Regions from separate parts of the Homo sapiens genome. Here region 2 is linked to region 1. The links are chromatin contacts, found by Hi-C in ENCODE. All regions are on one chromosome and are shown on one strand. Each heading gives the region's core, a stretch centred on a gene start or an enhancer-like site at or near the end of the contact. The rest is flanking DNA. Distances are from core to core; before and after follow the strand shown.

Evidence for each region. Hi-C counts contacts between places; a loop is a spot of excess contacts on that map. Pooled maps may share reads with other maps.
Region 2: a pooled map shows a loop between it and region 1 (12-fold over the local background). The contact joins the promoter of BAHCC1 here to the promoter of NPTX1 in region 1. A Hi-C loop is called at or near these places in 1 of 168 maps with a recorded cell type or tissue (HepG2), 4 of 37 single-sample maps with no recorded cell type and 5 of 50 pooled maps.

The regions. Positions count from the first base shown.
Region 1 is chr17:80,475,019-80,478,718 of GRCh38, forward strand. NPTX1 (neuronal pentraxin 1) reads right to left here and starts at 1,589. Exons shown (of 5, transcript NM_002522.4): 1 at 985-1,589; 2 at 493-700. The coding sequence starts at 1,428. RefSeq lists an enhancer at 43-576.
Region 2 is chr17:81,393,848-81,397,547 of GRCh38, forward strand. It overlaps BAHCC1 (BAH domain and coiled-coil containing 1), which reads left to right and starts at 1,610. Exons shown (of 28, transcript NM_001377448.1): 1 at 1,610-1,788. RefSeq lists enhancers at 1-264, 2,348-2,956, 2,957-3,565 and a silencer at 53-322.

The DNA of each region.
Region 1 (3,700 bases), core at 339-2,838:
GAGGACACCGGGGGCATGGCAGCCGGGAAGAAACCTGCTTAACAGCCTCAGCGGCCCGGGGAACGAGAGCGCCCAGCCCCAGCCTGCACCCAGCTGTACGCTGAGGCTGGGGACCAGGGAGAGACAGGCTTTCTTAAGCAGGGAGGGTTTGAGCCAGCGACAGCCACTGTGCAAAGTTACTGAGGATTAAACAAATCAGACTTGAAAAATCCAGCGAGTGTGTGAGTGTGTCTGGATGGGGGAGGGGGCACTATGCAATCCCCTTTCCCAGAGACAGCCCCAGCCCAAGGCACCCAGCCCTGATAGAAACACCGACTAGAAGCCCAGAACCTGGGAAGGGGTGCGGGGAATGAGAAAGCGGTGCAGGGGTTGGGGGTAGCGGAGCGGCTTGAGGCTTGCACAGTGCAGAGCTGGGCTGTTAGGGATCGGGACCGAGGCAGGGTCGGGCAAGCAGGTGCAGGCAGGCAGCACGGCTCCCCCTGGCCCCAGTACCTTTCTCGAGCTCGCTGATCCGCTGGTGCAGGGAGGTCAGGGCGGTCTCGATCTTGACCCTCTCCTCGGTGTCGTTCCTGGGGCCCCCCTTGCCCTCCTCCAGGGTGTTCACCCGGGACAGCACCTGCCTCTCCAGCTCATCGATCTTGCTCTGCAGCAGATCCTTGAGGCTGTTGGTCTGGCTGGAGGAATTGAGGCGGCTGTACTGCTGCGGGGTGCAAGGGCGGGGGAAACCACACCGTTAGGCGAGGCGCGGGGACCGTGCTGGAAGGCCCGCGGCGCGGTCCCCTCTGGGCGACTGCGGGGGCGGCCTGGCAGGGAGCTGGGGCGAGTGGCCGCCGCGGGGCCTCGCAGGCGCGGGGAGGCACCGGCCGGGCACCCGCGCGGCTGAGGCGAGGGCGGGGGATGCCTGGCCGGGTAGGGAACGGGGTGGGGGAGGGCAGAGGGGCGAGCGAGCCGGAGGGGGAACCGGAGCCGAGGGCGCGCGCGGACCTCGAGGTTCTCCAGGCGGGTTTTGAGCGATTGCAAAGTTTGCCCGAGTTGGCTGAGCGTCTCGGCGGCCGGTGTCCGGGACAGGTCGCCCATGGTGTTCTTGCCCGAGCCGGGCTGCTTGCGGCCGCCGCCCGCCCGGGCCTCGCCGGCTCCGGGGTCCAGCGTGCTCTGGCTCTCGCAGCGGCCCAGCTTGGCGGTCAGCTCGCGGATGGTCTCCTTCTGGCTCAGGATGGTCTCCTTCTGCTGCAGCACCGTCTCGCGGAGCTGCAGCACGCTGCTCCGGAGCTCCTCGGCGCCGCCGGCGGCCACGGACGCGGCGCACATGTCGGCGTCCACGGGCACCGAGGTGCAGATGAAGCGCGTCGGCCCGAAATCCTGGGCCCCGGCGCCCAGGAGGCAGAGGGCGAGCAGCGCACAGGTGCGCGCGGCGCGGCCGGCCGGCATGGCTGCGGGCACCGGGCGCTCCGGGCCCGGCTCGGCTCGGCTGGGGCTCGGCTCCGGCTGGGACCCGGCTCGGGCTGTGGCTCCGCGAGCGGCCCGCGCTCTGGGCGCCGCGCTCTTCGGCCGCGCGGTCCACACCGCCGCGCTATCAGGCCCCCACTGCCGCCTGCGCTGCGGAGCCCGCGCCTTTTATGCCGCCGCGGGAGGGGCCTCGAGCCGCCGACGTCAGCGGGGGAGGAATCCCGCTTTAATTGTCCGCGGCCCGGGCCCGCGGCGCGGCGGGGGTCTCACGAGCGCGCCACCGGGGCTGCCTCCGCTCGCGTCCCCCCCGCCCTTCTGGGAGCTGCCGCGGCCCCCTCCTCCCCCGCCCCCGCCTGGGCCGGCGCTGCTGCCCCGAAGGCTCCGAGAGCTCAGGGGGAAGGAAGTCGGGCTCCGGCCCCGGACTCGAGGATGGACCACCTGCGTGGTGTCCCCGAACCTCCGACGGGGCTCCAGGCGGGCGGGAAACCACCGCGTCCGGGAGATAGAATTCGGTTCGGCCCTCCTGGCTGCACTGAACACCCTTGGGCCGGGGTCGTTTGGAGCCGGGCTGGGTGCCCAAGGACCCAGGTCGTCAACACCCGAGTGCCCGGTGGTCAACGGCTCGGAGTGGGGCCTCGCGGCGCCACTAAGTCCAGAGCGGGGGTCACCGGGCCGCCCCGCGTTTCTTAGATGTCCGTGTGCTATTGAGAAGCCGCCGGGCAGCCTGGGTACAGGGACTTCCCACGGGTCGGGGCCCCCGGCGCCTCCCCTCCCCCAGCTCCCGGGCTCTGTGGACCCGGCCCCGTCCCCGGGGGACTGTCAGTCCCCACCCCGTGCGGGCGGGGCGCTGGGGACTTCTCGGAGGCAGACCTAGCTGATCGAGCCTTTCCTGTCCGCGGCGCCGGCCCGATCGCGGGCAGGCGGCGTCGCCGGGGCTGGACGTTCGCAGCGGCGCTTCGGAAGGGGGCCCCGCGGGAGCAGCCGCCCGCGTCTCCAGCAGCTTCCCCTTGCCAGGCGCCGCGCGCGCCCGGTATCCCCGGGTGTCCACCTGTGCGTGGGGGGCTGTTTCCCGTCTGTCCAGCCGCGCCCACTTCTCAGGCCCAAAGGCCAGCAGGAAGGGTCCCGGAGGTGGCTGGGGGCGTCCACCTGAGAAGCTCCGCTCTCGCTCAGACACCCCACCCGGCACCCGCGCACTCGCGCCTTCATCTGGACCGCGGGGCTCGGCTCCCGAGATCGCGGTCCGGGTTCCGGCGCCGGGCTGGGGGCTCAGGACCAGGGCTGGCGCAGCCGCCCCGCCCCGCCCCGCCCCGGGGCTATCAGAGCGGTCAAAGCCTCGGAAATCCCTCCGTCCACGCTCCCGTGGTACAGAGAAGGAAACTGAGGCTCCGAGACTGCGGGGCCGGGCTACAGCCGTGGCCCCCCGACCCCTCCCCGCCGCCCCCGGCTTCTCTGGTCTCTGCGTTCTGCAGCCTTTCCCTGCGCGCAGCCGGGGGCTGGGGGTCCCCAGCCAGCAGGGACCCACGGGCAGTCCCGGGTGCCGGGATCGGGCGTCCGCCCCTCGGGCGGGAGCAGAGGCCGGCTCGATGGAGACCTTTTTGAGAAATGGCGGCCTCTACCCGCCCCCCAGCCCCCGAGCGCCCGCCGTCTGCGTTCAGCATCTCAGCTTTTAAGCCTCCCTGAGCCGGGGCTGCGTTCTCGTTGTCTCCTTCGGCCGCCGCTTCCTGGCGCCAGAGGGACCCCGCGGCCCGCACGGGCCTGTCCTCGGCTCCGCTCGGAGGGTGTGCGGGTTCCCGCTCCGCTGGCCCCGCTTGCCCACCACGGCGCGCCCAAACCCACGCGGCCCGCGGCCCCTTGCGTGCTCTGCCGACCCCGGGCCGCAGGAGGGGTTAGCCTCGCCGGTCCCCACGCGGGGTCTGCGCCGGCAGCGCCACGGGCTGGAACGCGCCTCGGGAGAAATTACCCGCGCGGGGTCGCGGCGTCTTCTGCCCCAACTCCCGTAGGGAGCCGCTAGGCGGGTGCCCTCCTGGCCCCAGCGCTTTGGCCTCGCCGCCCTCCCGCACGCGTCCAGTGGGGAGGCCGCGCCCGTCAGGCCTGGAGCCGGACCGTGCCCAGCCGAGAGCGCGCGGGCGCGGGAGAGGAGCCCTGCCCTGCCCAGGGCAGGCTGTTTAGACGGGGCGGGAACCCTTAGCCTGGCCCCGCGTCTCTATCCCCAGCAGCCGTGGAGCCTTCCTAGCCGCCCAAGGCCAGGGACCCT
Region 2 (3,700 bases), core at 360-2,859, 920 kb after region 1:
AGCCCCCCACCCCAGGTCGGCGTGGCCTGCGGGGGGGAAGGCCGGCCGGGGCCGGCCGCCCGCTTCCCCTTTCTCTCCAGATTCCTTTGATCCGCGGGCTCTCCGCCGCACCTCGGCTCCCGGGCTGCCCCGGTCGGCCCGCGGGGATCCTGGAAACGGTCCCCAGCTTATCTCCTTTCATCAAGCGGCCTTGGGCCGCCTTGAAACCGCGGAGCCAGTAATTGCTTTTTTCAGGAGGCCCAGTGCGGACTGGACAACAGCCAATCAGCGCCTTGTTTACACTCGGTGATGGACAGTCCACTGGCGGAGTGCCAACCAATCCCAGCGGTCCCGCGGGAGCGGGAGTGGGGGCGGGGAAACAGAGAGACAACAGGCTTTGAGTTTAACTCTTTCGTGTCCCTGCCGGAATGAGACGGTGGAGAATTTCGAATGCGTGTGAATCTGTCAGTTGGCTCCTAGTTTAAATATCCTTTTTTCCCCCAGAGGGGGAGGCAGAGATTCACATGGAGAAAGAGGAGCAAAAATAAATGTATCCATCGCCACTAAGACATCACCTCGACTCCCTGAGAATAAATAGCATTTGGGTGGGAAACCAAATTCTAACAGAAATATTTGTTTGCGGAATATTTTAGAAGTGGTTTGCATCTGATTACGATAAAAATTGTTCAGTGGCTTGCTTTAGTTGGAGTGAGGATTTAGCAGATAGGCAGACAGGGAGCAGCATTGAGAAATACTATACATGGTTTACCACACCATACCCGCTTCCCCCATTACCAAACTGAAAATATTTTCTAAATCTAGGTGTAGATGAAGAAAGGGCAATCCTTGTCTTCTCAATAAATCCCTGATTTTCATTTTAGTAGCTGCTCTGTTGCAAAGTGTGGCAGAGGGAGATAAAATTGAGAGCCAGTAATGTAGACGGCTGGAGACTCAGAACTCACTTCCCAGGGTCTGATCCCCAGGTCATGGGGAGGAGAGAGCCGGACGGGCTATTCAAAGCTTTTGCTGCCCAAGCAGCGGGCGTGCGTGCGTGCATCCGCGAGCTCGGGTCCGGGCAGGCAGCAGCTTCAGAGCGGTAGATGGGCCAGGCAACCTGGGGAGGCCTCTGGGCTTGGAGGTCTGGCCTACCTGCCACCTGCCAGACAGATTCCAGGGAGAAAAAGCAGCTACTTTTAAGGGGTGGTGGTGTTTCTTCCCTTGGCCTTCTGTGCGGCAGAAGCCAAACGTTAGACCTGCTGGATTAAACATATATGTGTGTGTGTGTGTCTGTGTCTGTGTCTACGCCTCCCCCTCCGCCGGGACACGCGCACTCGCTCGCTCCAGCTCCCTCTCCCGCCCTGCGCCACCACATTCCCATTCAGCAGCAATGATCTGCGCAGAGGAGCTGCGCAGTCGCCGGGCTTGAATTAGGCGCCATCGGGCTTGGTAGTAGCCCCGCTGCTTCCTGATTGGCAGTTCCCTGGCCCGGCGCCAGCCTATTGGGAGGCCTGTTTACGCCGAATGAGTGGCACGAGCTCCCGGCCGTGGAGGGCTGCGCGGCCAATCAGCGCGCTGGCTGTTCCGGGCTGAGTGGCACGAGCTTATTAGTATGCAGGGCCCGTGGCTCGCCGCGCCAGGCTGCAGGTTTGAGAGCCGCTCTGGATGGGCTCGCTAGAGTCGTTGTTGTGGAAGCGGTGCATTTACAGTGCAACAGTCAGCACATTGAAAATACCAATAGGAATACAAAACAAAGTCACATTTACTGATTTAATTGTATTGCATTCAGTTGTATCCAGGAAACAGCCTCCAGTAAGTAACTGAAATTGCTTTCATTTTTTTTTTGTTTTTGTATTTTTATTATTATTTTATTTTTTATTCTGGCTTTGGGGTTTTACATTTTTTTTAGCAAAAGAAATTCAGGATTGTGATGTTAAGAAGTATATATCTTCCCTTTTAACAAAATCCGTTAAAATGTTGAGGCTTTTTTTTTTCTTAAAAAATATGGACTATGAGCGATTTTTTTTTCTCTGAAAAATCTTATCGATCGGTTTAAAATTACCCCCGTAATGCATCCTTGCTTTGCTCTGAGCGCTTGTTGTCTCGATCGACACCCAGCATTAAAAACAAATACTCGAAGACAGGACAGGGACCGCCAGGCTGCGTCTGGCGCGAGCCGCGCGGGTGGCACCGGGCGGACAGTAGGCGAAGTCCGGGCGCCGCCAGCGTGCGCCCAGTTCTGGGTGACCCACGAACGAACCCCAACATTCGCTCCCCTACCCTGCTCCCCTCCCCGGAACAGTCCTGGGTTGGCCCTGCCCGGTCGGTCCGCGGCGAGGGGAACTGGCCGGGTCGTGGTACCCACGGCCGCTGCCCTGAGGGGCCTTCCGGGCCGAAGCTAGGGGCCGGGGAGGGGAATGGTCATGGCGAGTTTTTCGGGTCTTCGTTCCCAATTCAGAATTTTTTTTTTCCGGAGAAGTGGGGGTGGAGGAGGGGGACCGAGCAAGGCCGGCGCAGCGGGGCGTTTTCACCGCGCGCGTTCGGGACGGCGCGCGGGGCTCGGGTCACGGCCCGTGTGGCGGGGTCCGCGGGCTGGTTTTCTTCGGGCGCGGGGGTCAGGCGCGACCCCAGTTCTCATGACTCTCCCAGGGAGCGGGTGCGGCTGTTTCGCAGGGAGCGGGTTCTGCGGCGACGGCCGAGCCACTCGCGCCCCAAGGCGCGCCTGGTCCCAGCCCGGCCTGCAGGCCCCACCGCGCCCGCGCTCCCGGAGACGACGCCGGAGGGAGGCAGACGGGCCAGAGTCCTGGTCTCCGGCAGGCGGGCGAGGAGAGAGCGGGTTTTTAGATGCAAAAGCAGGAAACAAAGCAAACTTGTAGAAGCTCCAGATCCTGGAGCGCGCCAGCCACGCCTGGGGCCGCGGCAAGAGGGACCGGCGGCTCCAGGGTCACGCCCTGCCTTCCCGGGAGGGAGCCCTGTGCTCCTAGGTTCAGTTCCTTCCGAAATGCCCTCGTCAGCGATTCTCCGCCCGCCCGGGGCCCTCTGCCCGCCGCCACTTTTCGCTCCATTTCCTCCCTTACCTCAGCCCGACCTGGCGCTGCGGCGCCGTCCTCGCGGTCCTCCGGCGCGGCCTCTCCTGGAGCTGGGCTGGGAGTGGGCCCCGGGCCTCGGCACTCGGCGGGTGGCGGCGTCGCCGCTGCGGGACTGTGGGACTCCCAGCTCGGGCCGTGTGGCCGCCCTTCCTCGCCCCACTTCCTGGCCGCCTCAGGCTCCCCAGGCCCCCGAAGCCCGGCGCGGGCAGACGCGGAGGCGCGGCGCGGCCTCTCCCCGGGAGGAGAGAACACAAAGAAAAGCTCTCTCCAATCCGGTCAGAGCCGTGGCGGCGCAGGCAGGCGACAGTAATCCACCTCCTGTTTGCTTAAAAAGTCGAGCAGGCTGGTGAGAAAGGAACAATCGGGCCTGCGATCCGCCCGCAGGGGGTGGGAGATTAAAATTGTTGCTTCGTAGCCGAGCCCGCGTCCCGAGAATCGCCGGCAGCTCGCGCTTTCTCAACTTTGAAATTTCTTATTGGAGAGAAAAAAAAAAAAAAAAACAACCACAAAACAAAAGCACAGCACACACGACTCCCTGGAGGCCGCCAGGAAGCCTGGCACCCCCGCGTGCGCAGCCCCCGGCCCCTCTCCGGCCTTCGGCGCCTTTGAAGCTGCAGGTTTCTGACCTCCCTCCC